Linked DNA regions of Homo sapiens: region 2 is linked to region 1. Evidence: read pairs that join two places in POLR2A ChIA-PET (ENCODE). Cell type or tissue: PC-3. All regions are shown on one strand. Links, peaks and the distances in the headings refer to the core of each region. The heading gives the core; the rest is flanking DNA.

Region 1 (11,713 bases), core at 1,188-9,187:
AATTTTTATATGCAGCTACATGTTTAACACCGAATAGCTGCCATTTTCTTTAGACTCTTTTGAACTGGTCCAAAATACCTAGAGCTCATGTGATAATGTTGGGCCCAGTTGCTCCTGGGAACTGTAAAACTAGACACTGCTAATTAAATTGACATGTGTATGCCCAAGTATAGGGCTCACACAGTAGAAAAGAAAAAAAAAACACTTTTGTTTCTAAGGGAAGAAAATTCTGTCAGGCAAGGGAATCAGAAATATCTGTTGGGGCTGAGCCATAAACATGAGAAGGAAGAAAAATCCATAGTAGACCCATGATACTTGTAGTTTTCTTAAGAAGTCTTGGGGTCAACAAAGAACTCATTAGTAATGCTGTCAATTGAGCATTGAAGTGAAATTCAAATGCTCTTTCTTCCTACTTCTAAATTTCAATAGTAAATATTTAACCATTAAAAAGAATTCAAACGGATTAGGATACAATAAAATAAAAATATTTTCTCTCAACCTCTACAGTCCCCTACTCCACTCAAGCTTTATTCTCCAGAAGCCACAGTATTTAATCTTATCTGGTTTTATTCTTCTAGTGGCTACCTCCATATATATAAATTACATGATTACAGCAACACTTCTTGTACTTTAAAAAATGTAAATATATTCAGTAAATTCTCATTATGAAAGATGAGGAATTCGGCATACTTAATCTTCTCTTCATTTCATTTTCCACTTCTCACTTTTTCTTAGTTGTGCTATAAAGTTTGGATCTTACTGGCTGGGCCCAGTGGCTCACACCTGTAATCCCAGCACTTTGGGAGGCTGAGGCAGGCGGATCACAAGGTCAGGAGATTGAGACCATCCTGGTTAACATGGTGAAACCCCATCTCTACTAAAACAAAATACAAAAAATTAGCCGGGTGCGGTGGCGGGCACCTGTAGTCCCAGCTACTCAGGAGGCTGAGGCAGGAGAATTGTGTGAACCTGGGAATGGTGTGAACTCGGGAGGTGGAGTTTGCAATGAGCCGAGATCACACCACCGCACTCCTGCCTGGGTGACAGAGAGAGACTCTGTCTCAAAAAAAAAAAAAGTTTGGATCTTATTTTGGTTACCTGTATACGTCTAAAAAACATACTCCAACCTGTCTTATTCTGTCAACTTTAGACAGTATGTGCAGATACGACTTAGGAGAGGAAATTATGGTTCCATTCATTCCTTCTGATAGCAGTTCCATTACTTTCACACTGTTAAAGTTTCCAGTGTAGTTATCCCTTGATATCCCTGGAAGTTCCAGGACCTCCTTGGGATCCCAAAATCCATGGATACTCAAGTCCCTGATAAAATATAGCATAGTGTTTGCTTATAACCTACGTAAATCCTCTGTATACTCTAAATCATCACTAAATTATTATAATACAATGTAAATCATTTGTAAATAGTTGTTATACTGTATTGTTTAGGGGATAATGGCAAGAAAAAGGAATTTTTTTAAATGTTCAGTAAAGATGCAACCATCCATTTTTTTTTCTTCAAATATTTTCCATTCAGGGTTGGTTGAATCCACAGCTGTGCAAGCTTGGGATACAGAGCAACAATTGTATTTACATTCTACTCCTCTGAAATGAAGAGGGTCTTAGCAACCCACAGGCTAGTACCCCTAGCCCTTCCTTGATAGATAACAACCTTTTTATAGATCAGTTCCCAGTCTTATCCTGGTGATAAATTCCACCGCTGTTAGGGGCTTGAGAAAACAGAGGTGGGGGTGGGATATTGCTTCACAGACAGACCTTCAGTTACCCCTAGACCCCTGCCTGGCTGCCCACTGCCATCTTCACTTACCAGTTTGTAGCTTCAAAAATATGCTGAGCTGACTGGGAAGAGTGGCTACTACCTCTGATGCTGAGTGGAGACTTTCTGCATGCTTTCTTATCGATAAATGTAATCTTACCAACTGGCCATCTTCCAGAAATTTATCAAAATCTCTGTCTGGTTGATAGATTCCCTGTACTACTCTTGTCCTTTTGTCATTTTTCTTTTCTTTCTTTCTTTCTTTTTTTTTTTTTTTTTTGAGATGGAGTCACCCTGTCACCCAGGATGGAGTGCAGTGGCTCGATCTCAGCTCACTGCAACCTCTGCCTTCTAGGTTAAAGTGATTCTCCCACGTCAGCCTCCCAAGTATCTGGGAGTAGCTGGGACCACAGGTGCATGCCACCATGCTCGGCTAATCTTTTGTATTCTTGGTAAAGATGGGGTTTCACCATCTTGTGCAGACTGGTCTCAAGCAATCCACCCACCTGGGTCTCCCAAAGTGCTGCATTACAGGTGTGATCCACCGTGCCCAGCCTCTTGTACTTCTTTACTACTGACATTTTAGTGGAATTTTGGGGAAGAGAGGGAGTAAAACACATGGGCTTGGGCCATCATCTTGACTAGATCTTCTAATTCTTGCTATTTAGCCAAGGCATTTGATTCTCTTGTTTAAGTAAAACTTGGAATGAATGCAGTTCAGGTGAGTCATTCCCTGTTCAAGGACACAGAATTGCTTCCCAGAAAGTCTTTGCCCCTTCTTAGTTTTTTCAGTGCCTTCCCCACCTTAGCATTAACACAGCCAAGTCATAACCTTGCTTCCCACTACTTCCTCATGAACCCTCTGCCTAATCAAACAATTGATCACCATTTCCTGAAAATAACTTTATTTTTTCTGTTTATACTTTTATTCTGCCGTTCTCTTCCCCTGGAATTCTCCTCCACCCCAATACCTGATAACGGAAGTGCTATCTAGCCTGCAGAAGTACAGGACGATGATCAGCTGCTTCTAGGAGCCTTCTCCAACCTCAGCCGGAGGTCCTCCCTTGCTCCTCTGTGATCACATAGCAGTTTGTATCTTTCTATAGGACTTATCACGGTCACTTGGAATTTTGGTTATTTGTGCACTATCTTATTTTCCTTCACCCATAACCTCGTGGAGGACAGGGCATGTACCTTAATCACATTTGTATTCTCTACAACTCTTAGAACAGTGGCGGCTCAACAAAGCCTCACAGATTTCTCACTGGAGGAAAATGCCCTTTTTTTTCTGCTCCTATATATTTGCCAGACATGTTTCTTAAGATTCTTTCTATATCGTAGGCATTGTTTCCCCAACAGTATGTCTTAAGGATTTTTAGTATCCATTCCTCTTTGCACTTGAAGATGTTCTAGTTAGATGCTCTATGCAAACATAGATGAGGGTTTTAGTGTGGGGTGAGCTGGAGATGATTAGAAGTGATTGAGAAATAAAAATAACTTGTGAAGGTATTCCATTGTTTTGCCACAATGGCCTCCTCAAGATTCTGAACCGCCGAATATTAATACTATGGGAGGCTTGGAGTAGAACCTCTAAAGGCAGGTGGGATCATAGCTGAAATCTTTGCCTTTCCAAATTACCCCAACCCTGTAAATCAAGGGTATGTATTAGGTGTATCAGAGCCAAGTTATTCTTGGTTCTGCTGCAGTTACAAACAACTCTTAGTGACTTACAATACAGGTTTTTGTTCTAAGTTGTTTTACATGTCAGGTGCAGGTCAACCATGGCTCTTTTCTGTATGTACTCTTCATTCTGGTATTCTGATGGAAAGAACCTCCTATCTGGGATGTGCTGTCTTTGTGGCAGCAGAAAAAGAGTAACGGCAGCACTGCAGCATGACCTCAGAACTTCTACTCTAAAGCGACATGCATCACTTTCAGTTACATTTCATTGGCTCAAAGAAATCACATGGCCAAGCCTAATGCCAGATGGGCCAGGGGAATATAGTCCTTATTTGGAAAAAAATAATATAAATGACTTTAACTCCCAAAATAAGTGACAGTGGCAATAAGAACAACAATAATAAATTGTAAGTAAAGAAAAAAGCTACAAACTGGCACTTCCGTGGGCCAAACACTATGTCACATTGTACCTTATCCTTAAAACAGCTCTCTCTGGGAAATGGTAGGAAACATACTCAAGTTAATTTCTTAGCCGAAGGTCACCTAGCTAGTTAGGTAAAAAAACTAATATTCTGAACCAGGTCTCCTGATACCCGGTAAAATGTAAATAAGTTTCCTAGTAGTAAAGCCATCAGGGCTGTGCACAAACACATAAAGCATGCCAGCGGCATGTGAAAATGTGTTCTTAAAGCCCGACGTTATTCATACTTTTTGTTCCAACTCTTTATCTGAAGCTGCCTTGTCAGTCCCTGACCTTCTAGCTTCTCTCACCCAGGAAACCTGGGGGTCATCATCATTTATTTGACATTGTTTTGGGGGGAGAGCTCGCTTTTTTGGCTCCATTGTTTTCTGCTGTGCAGAGCAAATCCTCCAGGGCCTAACCAGACATCTCAAAATCTTCCTCCCATACACGGTGATGACACCAGCAAAACACAAATGCTATTAAATTTTGGGGGTGGCTCCTTTTAAAACAGGTTTGGCAAAGTCAAGCTACTCTTAGTGACCCTCTATAAATACTCATAGGCAGGGATCTTTAAGATAATTTATTACAAATAGAAATTGTTCCCCCTTAGTTTCAAACTGTCATCTGTTAGGCAGTCCTGGTATTTCATTTTAATGTAAAAAAAGATCTCTTAGTGATATACTCTGATAATTATTGAAATCTGTCACCTATCACAGGGAGAACAATATTGGCAGTACTCCAACTCTTACTGGAGGCAAAGCACAATGGGGCAAGAAGGTAAATATTTAAAGTAAGGAAGCTTGGTTTTTACAGTGAACAACACTGAATCATACATTGCAAAATGTTAATAAAATTAGCAGCCTGTTTATCAGCTTATCTGCGTCATGGGGTGTGGAGGGGTATTGACAATGAAAAGCCTCATTTATCTTCATGAGTTAAATTGCCTGTATAATTCATGAACCAAAAGCAAAGCAAAAACCAGAGCTGAGACCCAAGTTGGTTATATAGGTCAGCTCTAATGAGTTTAAATGCCTTCTTTCTTCCAGCCTCTGGCCTGCCTCTGTGTCAGGCAAATAGAGTTGATTTTCTTAGAGTTCACTTCAGCTCTGATTTTACATCAAAAGTGGAACATCACTTTGTAATCATTAAGTATTTTGCTTAGATATTAAATATTAAAGTTCCTCTGATTGCTAGGCCCATAATTAAGACAGAAAGGAAACCTGTTATGTTACAGATGTTTTCCCATTTGGTAATCATGTGTTGAAAGTAACCATGAATATAGATATAGCCGTTGCTCTGTATAAGTGGGAATTACTGGGGAGACTCTGAGACAATCAAGAAAGGCAATTGAGATGTGTGATAGTAATGCCAAAGGAAAGGGGAAAGGCACATGTGTGAGCAGGAGTTTTGGATGGTGGGGTACAGGCAACGCCGGGTCCCCTGCTTGGATCTTGATAACTAGCAGAGGTGAGTGGATCCAAATTCAGTTGCGGATTCCTTCCTGATTGCTGGGGTCCCTTGGGCATGCTATTTAGAATTTCACTTTTCTCACCTGTAAAATAAGGATATTAATGCTTCCCTCATATGACTGTGTGTGAATTAAAGGAGGTAATGAGTGTAAAGTCTTTAGCACTCAATGATTCTAGCTATTATTATCCCCTAAGCTATAAACTGTATGAGAACAGGGATCTTGTCTGTCTTTTTCACTACCATATCTTTGGCCCGAGAATGATTTTTGGCTTCTAGCAGACCTTCAACAAACACTTACTGAAAGAATGAATAAACAAATGAAAGTAGTAACTGAATAAAAATGAGAAGCTTGAAATAAAACAGTGTGTCAAAGAAACTTGTTCCTGAAAGAAAAGAAAGATAATTCTGGTTCTGTAAAGGAAACATGGATATGAAGAAGTAAACTCCAGAGTGGGGCAAACCTGTTTCAAATGATCTTATAGAATCAGCAGAAATAAGGGTCTCACAGGAAAATAAAATGTCTGTATTATATCAGAAAGTGGTTTCTTTTGACCTTTTTTTTTTTTTTTTTTGACAGAGTCTTGCTTTGTCACCCAGGCTGGGGTGCAGTGGCATGATCACAGCTCATGGCAGCCTTGACAGCCCAGGCTCAAACAATCCTCCCACCTCTGCCTCCTGAGAAGCTGGGACCACAGGCATGTGCTGCCCCACCTGGCTAATTTTTATTTCTTTATTTCTTTAGTAAAGATGGGGTCTCACATGTTGCCCAGGCTAGTGTCTAACTCTTGGGCTCAAGAGATACTCCTGCCTTGGCCTCTGAAAGTGCTGGAATTATAGGCATGAGAAACCCAGCAGAAAAGGTTTCTAATATTATACCTTATGAGTCAGTAGAGGGATGTCCTACAATGAAGGTGAGGGCCCCTTGTCACGAGGGAATGGTAAATGTCATAGGAACTTGTAACAAGGCAACACTGCACTGGGCTAGGCATTCCCAGAGACAAACTGACTATGTTGTTTTGTGCTTTTGACTTCAGTTCCCCGAAGTATAGGCAGCAAAAGAAGACAGCCTTCCTCCAAGAGCCCCAGGGACATAGACTTTCAAACAAGTTTTTCAGTGCTATACCTACATATACTTGTTTGACAGCAAGACACAGTCAAGTTTCATTACAATGTGTTTGTACAGCTATGGTTGGCTGCTATTGGAAAAATCCCCAAGGTTTTGCTGAAAGCTCCGTACTCTGACCATTTAAGGTGCCCTGAACAATCAGACTTTATGATTTAACTCTTCTAGGCTTTTAAGATAATGAGTTAGGTGTTAGAGGAAAGGACAGCAGCTAAACAACCCTAAAACCAACCTGAAGTGAAGCTGTGGCATTTCCAGCTATTGAAAGCCAAATATAAAATATAAAAAGCCTTGCTGAGGGTATTTGGGTCAACTCTGTAGCTTTCAACAGGGTTCTAGAATACAAGTTTTCACAAAACTGAGATTTCAGTAAGAGGGTTAATAGGTTATTATGATCCAAGTCAAAGTGACGTGATATTCTGGGATGTTTGCAGACTGCTTTTTGATGGGGTACAGTAGAATTACTCAGCGCATATTAAGTATTAGGTTATATAAAGCTTAAGGCAAAGTAAAATGAAGTCATCTGCATTTTGTTGAAAAACGAGTTGCTAAAGTCTCCAGAAATTAGTCTAGAAGGGGTGAGTGAATAGACCAGACAACAGCAGAACCAGTAGTTGCAGTTGACCCCAACAGCTTTGATCCCGTCAATCTGCGCTGCTCAGTGCTGCTATCTAAAAGACTAGCTCAGAAGGGCAGGTTTCCTTCTTTCTTCAGGTGGTTCCTCAAGCTTGTTCACCTTCAGTAAAATCACCAAAAGCAGGTGGAGAATAAAAAGTGTAACAGCCACTTGAATGGTGATGCTACTGAGAGGAGGAATAAAGTGCAGATGTCAGTTGGCTCCAGAATTTCTGTTTGGTGCTTTGTATGGGAATTGATCTTCCCACAGACCAACTGGCAATGATTCATTTCACAGTTACCCCAAACTCACTGGAGACCTCACAGTTTCTCTTCTAGTGTAAATCTGAGCTCCCCTCCTGAGCAAATTATGAAGTGTCTCATAGGAAAGACAATGTCTTTATTAGGAATATCATATTCCCTTCCAGGGGCCAAAGGAGGAGAGGTCTCCAGATTTTTACCAATCAGGAGGCATTTTCTTAAAATTGGGAGGCAAAGACTGTGTCTAGTTTCACTCACTGTCTACCCATGCCTAGTAGAGAGCCCTGCACATAACAGGCACTCAGTAATGCTTGCCGAATGAATCACGCTGAAATTCATGGGGCAAGTGATACTTAATCTCTCCAACAGGTATTCTCTAGAGAAGGTGGTTTCTTGAAGGAAGCAAAGTTTGTTTAAAGCTACTTCATGAGGGCCTTCTTTAGGAGCAAATGCCATGTTCTGCGCTTTTCCTGGCTTGACTTTATCAGGTTTCTTTTCTTATGTGTGAGGTTCCTCATCAATAAAAATACACACACATTATCCATCCAGTCATTTGATCATGTCTCAAAAACACAAGAAGGCAAATATCCACACTAGACCAATAACCAAGCAGGAGAAGACTGTAAGGAAAGATATCTCCTTTGTAAAACAAATTCCAGGGTGGGGCTTGTATTAGGGTTTTGTTGAAGGACAGAACTAATAGGATAGATGTATATATGAAGGGGAGTTTATTAAGGAGTATTGACTCACACATTCACAAGGTGAGGTCCCACAATAGGCTGTCTGCAAGCTGAGAAGCAAGGAAGCCAGTCCAAATCCCAGAACCTCAAAAGTAGGGAAACCAACAGGTCAGCCTTTTAGTCTGTGGCTGAATGCCCAAGAGCCCCTGGCAAACCACTGGTGTAAGTCCAAAAGCTCAAGACCTTGGAGTCTGATGTTTGAAGGCAGGAAGCATCCAGCATGGAAAGAAAGGTGAAAGCCAGAAGACTCAGTGGGTCTGCTCTTCCATCTTCTCCTGCCTGCTTTATTCTGGCCATGCTGGCAGCTGATTAGATAGTGCCCAACCAGATTAAACATGGGTCTGCCTCTCCCAATCCACTAATTCAAATGTTAATCTCCTTTGGCAACACCCTCACAGACACACCCAGGAACAATACTTTGCATCTTTTGATCCAACCAAGTTGACAGTATTAACCATCACAGGGCTGATAGGAGAGCCTCAGGTGGGCAGTGATGCTGATGTAGTCCAGAGCCCTGGGTTCCACTTTCCTCTGGAGCATCTTGTCACTGCCGTGGCTGTGGCTGACCAGGCTCTTGTTTGAGATCTCCCACCTCTTATCTCACCCTTCTTATCTCAGAGAGACAGGTTGGAGCTTTCCTCATCTTTCATAAATAATGAAAGAAGGATAAGGCAGGAACATGAGTGCTCAATACACATCTAATAACAGTACTTTCATTTAATGCCAAATTTATCATCCACACAATAACAGAGAGAGCCTTGAAACTTAGGGAGAGTGTGGAGGTGGGTGGGAGGTATCTTTCGTCTTAGAGAGAGAAGGACACTTCTGGAATGTTCTAAGGAACTGCAGTTGCTGATTCAACACTGAGGGTTCCTGGTGACTTAGTGGCTTCCTCTCCAGGGCCTTGCCTGCTGCCTCCTGCGTCTGTCTTGTGCTTCAGCAGTTCAGTCCTCCTTTAGGGTGCTCCCTGACTGCCAGGCACAGCCTATTTTCCAGGCACCCAGAGTGCTCTCATGCCCATCCTGAACTGCTGATCCAGGGGGCAAGCTCCTGGCTCCATATGGCCCCTTTTATTCTTTTTTGTTCCTCCCCTATCTGCAAGGATATGCAGCCTTCTAAGATGCTGGATTGTAGCATTCTAACAGGCTCATTGGAGTAACGGGCTCAGATGACAGTGCTGGGCTGCGACCCTTCCCACCTGCTCCCAGCTGACATTATCTACCTCATCTGTAGTGGGAGTCAGAAATGTGCTTGGTTTTGATTCACAATTGGTTTTGGTCCAAAGACCACACTTAAGAGGGAAAAAAAGGCCTTGTCGTTGGTTATCTGCAGTTTCTTTCCACCCTTGGATATATTTAGTGGCTTTTAGAGAAGAAAGTAGGAGTTTTGGTAAACTGACTTTTAATAAGACCACTTATTGAACACCTTTTGTCCTCAAAGTCCTGCTCTAGGTCCTAGAGGTGGGGAAGAAAGAGATGGGAGTCAACAGGACTGGGGGGCTCCTACATTCAAGAAGCAAATGTAGTCATTCATTGTGCTGACTTAGAGGAGGACAGAACATTAATCACTGCATTTAATGCAAAAAGTCTGGTTTTTTTATGACTTAAATATTTTGGTAAATAAAGAAGTTCATATTTTTGCCTAAAACAAAAGTTATACTCAGCCAGATTTTTATTTTATATATTCAATAATCAGTCCCCAATGACCAATCATCCATGTGTCCAGGTGACAACTGCTGTCCAGGCCTGCTCTGTCTGTCTTTTCTTCCTTCTAGCAGAGGCCCTTGGCACAACCATAGGAGGCAGGGAAAACACATCCAACCTTTGTTTCTTTTAAAAAAGACGTGTGTAATTTCATAAGTAAAGAAACCATGGAGAGTTGAGTCATCTCAGGGGAGCTGATACAGAGGACAGAGTTCTGGAAAACCAATCTGCCCTAAACGACCTGCCATTTGATAGGGAATTAGGAGCTGAAAAAACGACTCTAATTGATCTCTCTCTCTTGGTGTTTGGAAATCTGTGCATCACTGCAGTGCAATATATCCACAATATGGTCTACTCTATAGGGGTGGTCACCTCAAGTGTGTCAGGCCCTGGGATACTTCCTCAGCTTATGTAATACGTTAACAAATACTCTTATGTTAACACCTCTTTGTGTAAAACCAACCTGTTTCGACGGTCTAAGCTCCTGGCAGGGTGATGGTATGTGATGGGCTAGTCCCATAGTCATGTGAAGTAGTTGGGCAAATTGTGCCCATCCTGAGCATCTGTGAGGGGCAGCTCTGAGCAGGGGCAGGTCCTATGATCACAGAGAGACCTCGGGGTGCAGGCTCTGATGGAGCAGTAGGTGGTGGGTGTGGAGTGACTGTGGGTGCCCTGCTTTGAGAGGTAGGTCTTTGGGAGGAAATCTGAAAGGTAGGAAACAGCTGAAGGGAGGAAGGTGAGATGAGGCTGAAGCCAAATTTGTCCTTTCTTTCTCTCTTTCTTTCTTCTTTCTTTCTTTCTTTCTTTTTCTTTCTTTCTTTCTTCCTTTTTCTTTCTCTCTTTTCTTTCTCTTTCTCTCTCCCTTTCTTTCTTTCTTCTGTCTTTCTTTCTCTCTCTCTTTTTCTTTTTTTTTTTTTTTTGACAGTATCTCACTCTGTCACCCAGGCTGGAGTGCAGTGGTACAATCTCAGCTCACTGCAACCTCTGCCTCCCAGGCTTAAGCAATCTTCCCACCTCAGCTTCCCAAGTAGCTGGAATCATAGATGTGCGCCATTACACCCAGCTAAGTTTTTGTATTTTTGGTAAATACATGGTTTCACTACTTTGCTCAGGCTGGTCTCCAACTCCTGAACTAAAGCTATCCGCCCACCTCTGCCTCCTGAAATACTGGGATTGCAGTCATGAGCCACCGTGCCTGGCCAATTTTGTCCTTTTTCAAAAGTTGTAAGAGAGCTCTGAGCCAGGAAAACCAGAGGAAGTCCATTTTCTCTGTTCCCTTGTCTTCCTTTCACCCAAATAACCTCCAGAGATAAGATTCAAGTGCATTTTGGGTTAAATAAGCATTGAGGAATTGGCATGGGGACTTAGTCACTATGTGGGATATTGTTTCCATGGGGAATATGTTCCAACTTCCAAATGACTGACTCACAGACGCCACTCCCCAAAGGTCGCCTGCCCCTGTACTGACTTTTAAAGGAACTCACAACTAGCTGTTCAGCATTCAAATTTTGAAGGTTTATGCCCTGCCAGGTACAGAGCCCAGGTATGACTGAGATCATACCTAGACTCTTTACTTCATTAGGCAATTTTTTTTCCCTCTTTTGATTTTGTGGCACTAAGCTCTGAATATGCTGTTTCAAACTCCTAAGTTGGCTTTTAAGAAAAACTCTTTATTTTACTAACATCATGGAAAATTTATATTTCAAAAAACAAATCTGAATAATATAATTATAGAGAACCCACAAGCAATGTGAATTAACTTTATTAGAGCTAGAAATACACGTAAGACAAAATGTGATCTGTTTAAGGAGCCTACAGTACCTTGCTGGACCACAGATCTCTACCTTCTCTAATCACGCAGACTGAAATTACTATCATTATTAT
Region 2 (11,713 bases), core at 1,836-9,835, 190 kb after region 1:
AAGAAAAAGACACACATAAGTCAGATGTTTGAATCCCTTATATCCTGCATGATACATATTTTCAAACATTCTTTAAAACTCTGAACCATTTAAATGAAAAAGAGAAGTCATGTATGCAGGTTTTATGTCAAGTGTTTGTCACACTCCTACCTAGAAGAGTAGAGGGTGATAATTCTTCTTGAAAAACTTTACTAGTTTTAGGGGAACAAGTGGTTTTGGTTGCATGGAAAAGTTCTTTAGTGGTGAATTCAGAGATTTTGGTGTACCCATCACCCAGGCAGTGTAAACTGTACCCAATGTGTAGTCTTTTATCCTTCACCCCCTCCTAACTTTTCTCCTACTCCCCAAGTCCCCAAAGTCCATTATACTATTCTTATGCCTTTGCATCCTCATAGCTTAGCCCCTACTTATAAGTGAGAACATGTATTTGCTTTTCCATTCCTAAGTTACTTCACTTAGAATAATGGTCTCCAACTCCCTCCAGGTTGCTGCAAATGACAATATGTTGTTCCTTTTTATGGCCGAGTAGTATTCCATTATATATATATATATATGTATATATATGAATACTACTGTATATATCACTGTATATATGTGTGTGCATATATATGTATATATGTGTGTGTGTATGTAAATATATATATATTTTATATATATATATATATATATATATATATATATATATATATCACATTTTTATCCAATCATTGGTTGATGGGCATGTAGGTTGGTTCCATATTTTTGCAATTATGAATTGTGCTGCTATTAACTTGTGCGTGCGAGTGTCTTTTTCTTATTATAACTTCTTTTCCTTTGAGTAGATACCCAGTAGTGGGATTGCTGGGTAAAATGGCAGTTATATTTACTTCTTTAAGGAATCTCCATACTGTTTTCCATAGTGGTTGTACTAGTTTACATTCCCAGCAGCAGTGTAAAAGTGTCCCCTTTTCACTGCATCCACAGCAACATCTGGTTTTTTTTTATTTTTATTTTAAAATTATGGTCATTCTTGCGGGAGTAAGGTGATATCTCATTGTGGTTTTGATTTGCATTTCTCTGATAATTAGTGATGTTGCACATTTTTTCATATGTTTGTTGGCCATTTGTATATCTTCTTTTGAGAATTGTCTATTCATGTTCTTAGCCCATTTTTTTATAGGATTTTTTTTTCTTGTTTGATAGGATTGTTTTTTTCATGATTTGTTTAAGTTCCTTGTAGATTCTGGATATTAGTCCTTTGTTAGAGGCATAGTTTGTGAAGATTTTCTCCCACTCTGTGGGTTGTCTGTTTACTCTGCTTAGTATTTCTTTTGCTGTGCAGAAACTTTTTAGTTTAATCAGGTCCAATCTATTTGTCTTTGTTTTCATTGCATTTGCTTTTGGGTTCTTAGTCATGAACTCTTTACCTAAGCCAATGTCTAGAAGAGTTTTTCCAAAGTTATCCTCTAGAAATTTTATGGTTTCACGTCTTAGATTTAAGTCTTTGATATCTTGAGTTGATTTTTGTATAAGGTGAGAGATGGGGATCCAGCTACATTCTTCTACATGTGGCTTGCCAATTATCCCAGCACCATTTGTTAAATAGGATATTCTTTCTCCACCTCATGTTTTTGTTTGCTTTGTTGAAGATCAGTTGGCTGTAAGTATTTGGCTATATTTTTGGGTTTCTATTCTGTTCCATTGGTTTATTTGCTTAGTTTTATACCAGTATCATGCTGTTTTGGTAACTATAGCCTTGTAGTATAGTTTGAAGTCAGGTAATGTGATGCCTCCAGATTTGTTCTTTTTGCTTAGTCTTGCTTTGGTGAATATAGCTGAAAAATGCTCCAGAGAAATAAATATCATAAAAATAAAACAATCACAATTTTTGGAAATTAACAACACACTTAGAGAAATACAAGATGCACTGAAAGTTTCAGCAATAGAATGAAACAAGTAGAAGAAAGAACTTCAGAGCTCAAAGACAAGGCATTCGAATTAACCCAATCTGACAAAGACAAAGAAAAAAGAATCAAATAATGAATGAAGCCTCCAATAAATTTGGGATCATGTTAGACAGCCATACTTAAGACTAATTGGTATTCCTAAGGAAGAAGATAAATCTAAAAATTTGGAAAACATGTTTGAGGGAATAATCAAGGAAAACTTCCCTGGCCTTGCTGGAGAGCTAGACATCCAAATACAAGAAGCTCAAAGACCGCTTGAGCAATCCAACACAAAAAAGATCATCACCCAGGCACATAGTCATCAGGTTATCTAAAGTCAAGAGGAAGAAAATAATCTTAAGAGCTGTGAGGTAAAACCATCAGGTAACCTATAAAAGAAAACCTCTTAGATTAACAGCAGATTTCTCAGCAGAAACCCTACAAGCTAGAAGGGATTGGGGCTCTGTCTTTAGTCTCCTCAAACAAAATAATTGCCAGCTCAAAATTTTATATCCAGCAAAACTAAGCTTCATAAATCAAGAAGATACAAAGTCTTTCAGACAAATAAATGCTGAGAGAATTTGCCACTACGAAGCCAGCACTACAAGAAATGCTAAAAGGAGCTCTAAATCTTGAAACAAAACCTCAGCATACACCAAAATAGGGCCACCCTAAAACATAAATCTCACAAAGCCTATAAAATGGTAACACAAAATTTAAAAAACCAAGGTATTCAGGCAACAACTAGCATGATGAATAAAACAGTACCTCACATCTCAATACTAATGTTGAATGTAAATGGCCTAAATGCTCCACTTAAAAGTTACAGAATGGCAGAATGGATAAAAATCCACCAACCAAGTATCTGCTGTCTTTAAGAGACTCACCTAATGCATAAGGACTCACATAAACTTAAGGTAAAGAAGTAGAAAATGATATTCTATGCAAATGAAAACCAAAAGTGATTAGGAATAGCTGTTCTTGTATCAGACAAAACAGACTTTAAGGCAACAATAATTTTAAAAATACAAAGAGGGACATTATGTAATGATAAAAGGAACAATCTAAAAGGAAAATATCACAATCCTAAATAAATATATATATATATATATATATATATATATATATATATATATAAATTTATAAATCAATTATTACTAGACCTAAGAAATGAGAGAGCTGGCAACACAATAATAGTGGGGGACTTCAATACTCCACTGACAGCACTAGACAGATCATCAAGACAGAAATTCAAAAAAGAAACAATGGTCTTGAACTATACCCAGGAACAAATGGATATAACAGATATTTACAGGACATTCTACCCAACAGCTGAAAAATATACATTTTTTTCATCAGCACATGGAACTTTCACCAAGATAGACCATATGATAGGTCACAAAACAAGTCTCAATAAATTTAAGAAAACTGAAATTATATCAAGTACTCTCTCAGACAACAGTGGAATAAAATTGGAAATTAACTCCAAAGGAACCCTCAAAACAATAATTCTTAACTCTAGGAGTTTTCTATCTTTGGAATTTTTAGTTGGATTTCATAGGGAATTATATCCCAATCCTATCGTTTCTACAAAAATGCTTACTTGCCACCTGATCCTATTTCTCTTCTTACATAAATAATAGAGGTCATTAGAAATTCATGAGCAAACTGTACCTTAAATTTTTCCCCCTGTGAATTTAACTTTAGAAATTAATGAGCTCTGCTGATGCATTTTCCTGGTGAATTAATGAAAGATTATGTAATTCTATTGAGGTAGACCAGGAATTGTAAGTTTTAACTTAATAGGACATCTGTCCTGACCTGGGCACTGAAGTCTCAAAAGTTCCTTTTGGAGTTTCTTAGAATAACATGCCACTTAAGTTTGAAACAGGAGTTGATGAGAAGGGTGATGGGCTCTCATTGGGAAAATGAAAATTAGGGAACAATGGTCAAATTGGGGATAGGGACTGAATGTGTCACCATTGCCTGCTGCAAAGTGAGTGCAGTAGGAGAGTTGGGAAAAGTTTCTGGTTTTTGTTCATTTGTATCTGAGCAAGTGAGTCCACGTGAAGGGTTCTCAGGCAGTATGGTTATAAGAAATATTCTGAATTGTGAGGATGGTGAAAATCTCTGTGAGAAGGAAATCTCTGTGAGTGAACTCCTAGGTGAACTGAACTTTCCACTTAATTGCATCTCATTTTAGTGGAAAGGAGCCATTTTCCAGAAGATTCCTAAGGCTCTTCTGCTTACATGTAGATTGTTGGTGTAGCTGTCAGTGCTTTGGAGGTGGAGAAACACCAAGAGCTAACACAGGCTACCTCACTGGCACAATGCAGATCACAACTCTAAAGTCTTGTGTGTTATTCATCTCTTAGTGTGTTGAACATCTACGCCACCCAGGTATGTTACTTCATTTAATCGTCATGACAAACCCAGGTGTTACTAATATCCTCATCAATGATATGGAAACTGAATCTCTCAGAGGATAAATATCTTATCCCAGATTGGACATCTAATGTGCAGAGGATCTAGAATTGGACTCCAGCAAGTCTACTAAAAACAAAAACAGAAACAAAGCATTGAACTGAGATTATATTTATTTATTTAGGAATAAACGTAGTTTTTTTTCAACTACCCAATACTGTGGACAATCAATTGTAAAATCCATAAATGAGTTAACATTTTCTTGAGGCTCAAAATTAGTTCAAAATAATAGCCGCTGAACACTAAGTGTTAAAAAGGGGGACAATATTAAAAATCCAAACTGACTAGAGCTGCTTCTACTTTCAAAGAAGAGGGTGACATAATTCTTATCAAATGACAAATAAATCTTTATATTGTTCTTTTCCCCACCGAGTATAGATGATCTATTGTTTAGCAGAGCACAACGCTGAGACTTAAGGGCAAAATACTACTTTGCTGGTAGGATTTAAGAAAGTTGCATTGCCTGAATAATAAATGACATGAGTGTATATTTTTGCAGGTTTACAAAACAGAAAGGAGAGAGCAAGCCAACTAATATGGCCACATCCTACAACCCATTTAGTGTAAACAATCAGGAAATCTTTTTTAAAGGGAAGACTAACACTGATTTTTTTTTTTGCATTTCTGTAGCTCAATTCAAGTTTGTATCCTAAATCTTTAGTAAAATTGGCAATACACAAAATATCTTGGATGAGTAATTTTTGAGGGAAATGAGGAAAAGACTGATTTCCATATCTACATTGCCATAAGGAAGAGAATAGGCAAAGCTCCAAGAAGTGAGGCATGAGCAAGTTCCAGGACCCTGCAGGAGCAGCAGGCCACAGCCAGAAATGACCAGAAGAATGGAAGCCCTCGAGAGAGGAATTCACTTAACTCTGGGTCTTTATAGGGCAACCTCATGATAACAGGGAAAAGATGGATTTTGACTATCAGTCACTTCCCATTTGCCTGATCAAATCTATTAATTTTGGTGGATTGTTTATTGAGACAAATCAATATCTTTGAAAATGTAACCAAGGCAGGAAGAACTATCAGGTGGACGTTTTTGTCAGAAACTTGAAGAAAGACCTAAAGGAGGGTCAGTCTTAAACTCTACACTGCAAAGCATGACTCAACCTCTGGGACCCCAGCTGCCTAAAACCATCCTGTAACAACCATCACAGTGTCCAAGATTTTCAGGGAAAGGATCAATAAAATGTCCTTCTTAGAAGGAAATGGGAGAGAATAAATAAGAAGGAGAATAGGAAAGGTGCTATTACACCCCCTGTGTCAGTTTGTCAGTTTGTCAATCCAACATAGCAAAACAACAACAACAAAAATGCTTAATTTACTTCCCTGTGAGGTTCCACCCCAAATAAAACTTCTAAATTAGAAGAGTAAACTTCAGATGAAAGATGCAGCAGCTTACATGACAAGAAAATAAATGTTACCAGTCCAGCTGATGTTCAGCTTCCAGGTCATTTCTGTGTCCCCTGAAAACACCACAGGGATGGTGGAGAGGGTGTGAATCTCCAAATAGGATTTTGGCATGGCTGGGGATACCTGTTATCCCATCCTATGTAGTGCTCCAGATGCTTTGAAATTGGCAATCCTTTGAAAACATAGACTTTTTTACTCATTTCTGTATCCCCAGAACCTGTCTTATGCCAGTAGCTGTCATATAATAAACCTTCATGATTGTTTTATAATAACAGTAAGCATACATTAAGACAGATTATTATGTGGTGCTAAGTACTTGATATGGTTTGGCTCTGTGTCCCCACCCAAATCTCATGTCCAATTGTAATCCCCAGTGTTGGAGGAGGGGCCTGGTGGGAGATGATTGAATCATGGGGGTGGTTTCTAATGGTTTAGCACCATCCCCATAGTGCTGTCTTATGATAGAGTTCTCACAAGATCTGGTTGTTTGAAAGTGTGAGCACTTCCCCATTCACTCTTTCTCTCCCGCCAGCCATGTGAAGATGTGACTGCTTCCCCCTTGCCTTCCACCATGATTGTAAGTTTTTTGAGGCCTCCCCAGAAGCAGAAGCCTGAACAACCTGTAGAACTATAAGCCAATTAAACCTGTTTTCTTTATAAATTACCTAGTCTCAGGTGTGTCTTTGTAACAGTGTGAGAATGAACTGATACAGTACTCTAAGTAGAATTATGTGACTTAATTCTCACAAAAGTGTTGTGATGTAGACTGTCTAATGACCATTTTATAGATGATAAAAAAGAAGCTTAAAGAAATTAAGGGAATTTTTCCAAGGTCATAGAACTTTTAAATGGTGAAGTCCAAATATAAACTCAGTCAGGCACTTTGACCTCCTCTAATCATTGAATTTCATTGACCAGAATGATAGAGGTATAAATCAAGAGATGAACTGGAATATATCTATTAATACATTCCTGCATCTCCTGCTTATTAAAAGTCTGTTTTATTCTTCCATTTCTTTCTAACAACCCACTACACACTATTTTCCCTTCCTAAGTCTCTTTGACCTTGAGTATTTATCAAGTGGGATAGTGATTCAATTCACTGCATTCTCTTCTATGTTGCAGATATGATATAGTGACTGGCAACTTGGTGCTAAAAATGCTAGGCACAAACTTCTAAAATAGAGTTCTAGTAAAATAAAACCAGAGATCAAAGCTGAAAATAGCTTACATTTATTTGGATTTCACCAGGGGAACATTAGCTCTTTATGACATTTGAAAGGAGATGCTTTTTATGATCTTTTTATAATCGGTTTACTAAAGCAGTCTGTCTTATTTAAATTCCAGTGATCCTGAAGAAAAATTGTGCATCCTTAGTTATCACGTAGTTGATGGACTTTAATCATTCATGACTTTAAAAATTTTTCAGTGCAAAGGAAATGTAGTTTGGCTGGATTCCATAAGAAAAATCTAGATGTTTGTTTGTGAATCACTATTTAAATGGCAGTGTAAGGTAATTGGCTAGATAGTTCACAAAGACAAATACTGCTTCTTAAACCTTGTGTGAGTGAATTGATTAAATTATCCTTTCTTTATGCTTGGATACTCCTGCCATAACAAATTAACAAAAACAACAACCAGCCTAAATTAAGTACTATATTTTTGAAGTATTTCGTTCTTTGGCGTATGTTAATGAAATTAAAATAAGAAAAGAAAACATGTTGACTACTCAAAAGTACAAATTGCTTATGTTTGCCTTATGCAGTGCAAAATGGGAATGATTAAACAAACGGCAGAGGGTATGGAAGTGAAGCCCTCTTCCACTATGTCCAAAAGGAGATGTCCAAGGGAAGTGCTTATCCTCTCAGTATTTAACTAAGGCTTACTATATTTAGATACAATTAAGAGGCATTTATTATTATCATTAATGATCTCATGTTAATTAAAGTATCCAAAGCATTTTAGCTAGGTTACTGATCACTGAAGCTTTAGACAAAGAACATAGCAATGGTGCTTTGTGTATCTAAACTTTCAGGACATAAAAGGGAAAGATTAAAATCTGTGTCGGTGCTGAACGCAGGCTCAACTGCTGAGTGAAAGGTACTTATCTTTGTATCTGATTATCAGGGCAGGACAGCATAAAGCAATTTCCTACTGGCTTCACCCAGGCCAGTGGTTTTCAAACCACGTTCCACGAAGCCCTGGATTATTTTTTGAGGATTATTTATTGAGACAGCTCATCCTGATACTAGAAAAAGGTCTCCAAGAATATCCAGGGCCTCCTTGGGTTTGGTTAAGAGAGGCTGAGTGAGCAGAGCAGAAGCCCTAAATAGCTTCCATCAGAGCAAGTCTATTTTACTTGCTTTTGAGTGGTATTCTACTAATGATTTCATTTTTAAAAAGAGTTCTGCTACTAATATATGTTAGAATTGTGTGACTGGCTCCTTTATTTCTTTAATTCTTCAGGTCTCAGCTTTAATACCATTTCTTTGGAAAGGCTTTTTCTGACCCTCCACCCATCCAAGATACCCTTTGCCTTAGAACTCTCTTTCTTACTCCTTACTATAAGCTTAATTATTCTTGGCTATTTATTTCCACACTTTTGAATTGTCTGACTCCTATATAGACATGTAAACTCTGCTACGGAAGATGCCTTATCCTTCTCATCCTCCATGATCTTTTCTATGTCCCCTGTACTTTCCATCCTGCCTGACACAAAGTAAGTGCTCAATAAATATGCCATGAAGAACTGAATGAAAACTAAATGAATGGGTAAATGTGGTCATAACTGTCTTCATTCTAGAACTCAGGCAAGCCTCATTATGTCTGGAGGACCAGAAAAGAGAATTCTGTACTGCCCAGTGGCCTATGTGTACACATGTAGCACTCTGAGCAAGAACCAGTGTATAAAGAAATTAAAGTCAAAAGTTCCTTTTTGTCCCATTCAGACACTTTGCTTCTCTGCATCGAGGCCTATTTCTGTAAGATGCTAGGATATGTGCACACACATGTGTCATCTGAAAGTCATAATTTTAAAGATTGTCAAACTAACATATTTTATTCAGGTTATCTATACAGCCTGGGGTACAATTATTATAAAACATTGTGGAATAAGGATGATAAATGCTACAAAGTGGGAAAATATATTTGTTAGAAACTGAGCAAATGGACTGTCTTACTGGAGGAGGAACAGTTATGGTTTTACATCTACAACATGTCAGGTGAAATATAGCAAGCAAGAGGCTACCTCTGGCGGCTCCACAAACCCGTCCTGTCCCCTCCCTTAAGCACACAGAGACTCTGGCCTCAGAAAGGAAAGAGATCCCCAAAGGTCTCTGGTTGCTTGTGATTCTCTGTGGGAACTTATGATTCTTATCTTATAGGCATTGACTGTGGCCTTGAAAGAAAAGGCAGGGGCAGCGATATAATTTACAAACTTATAAATTAAACAAAGTCTGCTTGAGAACTATTCTGACAGTTCAGGTTTGGCTAGGCTCTTTCAAGGCCTTTTTAATTCTGGGATAGTCACTCTTTTTCTTCAATTAAAAAACAAATTTTTTTTTATTAAAAAATGTATGACTATGGCTTTTTTCCCTACAGAAATTGCACCTTTCTTTGCCATTATTATCTTATTCAAAACACCTAGTATTCATAAGTCTTTTTAGGTCTTTGAACAACTTCAGGTAATCAAATATTCTATGAAATCAACAAAGATAAATGGAAAGTGACCTTGAAGTTTGATTAATTTACAAACTAACCATGAAGGATTTTAAGAATCAAGGGACTGAATTAACCTATGAGAAACCAAATAGTGCATTTTGAGTCCCACCAATGAATGAAGGTTGTGAATTGTTTATAAGGTCACCTGACTTGGTAATTATTCCCAGGTGAATGGTGTCTAATTAACCTCAGAGTTTACACCCTCCTAGGTAATCAGTTGGGGTGTGTATGGGGGTTGGTGGCTAACTGTAGCTTGATGGAAAGCCAATAAGCATTCACTCCACCCCACAGTATGAGGCCACTATGGCATCAAACTGCAAGCACTAGGATCTAGGACTTGGGTTCCAATTTGTTAAAACAAAACAAAACAAACCACAGCCAACCAATGAGCTAAGGAGGCCAAGCATTAAACACGGGGGAGTATTAAGAAATGGAAGTAGGCTTAGGGTGCTAAATGAAATCTTTATATAGAAAAATGGAAAATGCATCTAGTAATGTAAGTGGATCATAAAATGCTCTGCAGGAAATATTTCCTGCGTAAATGTTTGCCCTTGCCAGTTTGTACTTTTCAAGGTAAAGAATATTATTTAGATGCAAAAAAAAAAAAGTGCACACCAAATGAAAAACAAGAATAATAAAAATGTTAAGATTACAAAATGCAGTCTTTGTTATTGTGGCATTGAGGATCTGGATAATTATCCAGGGCTGTTAAAATCCCAAACTCCTTCCCACGATTTCTGAGAATTCCCAGGTCATGTCCTCACAGTCTTTCCGCCTCAGACTCCACACTCTCATACTGTGCTCTTACGTTGTCTCATGGGAAGCTCAGTTCTTTCACTGTTTTCTTTCTTTCTCTTTCTTTCTTCCTTTCTTTTCTTTCTTTCTTTCTTTCTTTCTTTCTTTCTTTCTTTCTTTCTTTCTTTCTTTCTTTCCTTCTCTTTCTTTCTTTTTTCTTTTCTTTCTTTCATTTTCTCATTTTGTCACCCAGGCTGGAGTGCAGTGGCAAGATCTCGGCTCACTGCAATCTCTGCCTCCACCATTCAAACGATTATCCTGCCTCAGCCTCCTGAGTACCTGGGATCACAGGCACCTGCTGCCACACCTGGCTAATTTTTTTCTGTTTTTTTTTGTTTTTTTTTTTTTTGACCAAGTTTTGCTCTGTCGCCCAGGCTGAAGTGCAGTGGCACAATCTTGGCTCACTGCAACCTCTGCCTCCCGGATCCAAGCGATTATCCTGCCCCAGCCTCCAGAGTAACTGGGATTACAGGTGCATGCCACCACATCTGGCTAATTTTTCTATTTTTAATGGAGACTGGGTTTCGCCATGTTGGCCAGGCTGGTCTCCTGACTTCAGCTGATCTGCCCACCTCGGCCTCCCAAAGTGCTGGGATTACAGGTGTGAACCACTAAGCCCAGCCCTAATTTTTTTGTATTTTTAGTAGAGACAGGGTTTCACCATGTTGGCTAAACTGCTTTTAAACTCCTTACTTTTGCAAGTGATCTGCCCTCTTCAGCCTCCCAAAGTGCTAGGATTTCAGGCGTGAGCCACTGCGCCGGCCTCTTTCACTGGTTAAGAAAAAAAAAAAAATCTCAGGTTCATCATTGTGTGAGATTGGTTGATATTAATAAGAGCCCTGTCAGTCTCTGATCACTGTTGCGACTGCTCTTTATTTCTATCTCACTTTCTATATGCCTGCTGTTCACTTCAAGGTTAAAAACGAGAAAATGCCTCATCAGATGAGTTTAATGATTATATTTTGTGACCAGTTATGTGAGTATTTAATGTAAAAGCAGTTAAGAAAGAAGCAAATACACAAATGAGCTGTGCTTTCCGTGAGAGGAATTCCAGTGGGTGAAAAATCATCTCCTTGGATGGACATGGTCTCTCACGCCTGTAATCCCAGCACTTTGGGAGCCCAAGCTGGGTGGATCGCTTGAGCCCAGGAGTTTGAGACCAGCCTGGGCAACATGCTGAAACCCAGTCTGTACAAAAAAAAAAAAATACAAAAATTACCTGGCTATGGTGGTACACGCCTGTAATTCTAGCTACTTGAGAGGCTGAGGTGGATCACCTGAGCCTAGGAGGCAGAGGTTGCCATGAACTGAGATTGCACCACCGCACTCCAGCCTGGGCAACAGAGCAAGACCCTGCCTCCAGAAAAAAA

The links. ChIA-PET counts read pairs that join two places held together with the same protein. Peaks named below come from ENCODE experiments on the same cell type or tissue, not always from the same donor. Only the 100,000 strongest peaks of a DNase experiment are listed, where the experiment ranks them.
Region 2: POLR2A ChIA-PET joins it to region 1 with 12 read pairs; 2 of 35 experiments call an interaction of 5 or more read pairs at or near these places.

What each region holds. Positions count from the first base shown.
Region 1 is chr13:34,462,485-34,474,197 of GRCh38, reverse strand. All of the region lies in intron 2 of LINC02343 (long intergenic non-protein coding RNA 2343), which reads right to left. The region is part of intron 2 of LINC00457 (long intergenic non-protein coding RNA 457); the gene reads left to right. Among named protein-coding and RNA genes, the nearest start is that of LINC02343, 120 kb to the right of the region's middle. In PC-3, for the core only: a CTCF peak has its summit at 7,081; DNase peaks (open chromatin) are centred at 4,417 and 4,767; H3K27ac peaks cover 4,120 bases.
Region 2 is chr13:34,274,376-34,286,088 of GRCh38, reverse strand. No RefSeq gene overlaps it. Among named protein-coding and RNA genes, the nearest start is that of LINC02343, 68 kb to the left of the region's middle. In PC-3, for the core only: no CTCF peak of the experiment used is centred there; no DNase peak of the experiment used is centred there.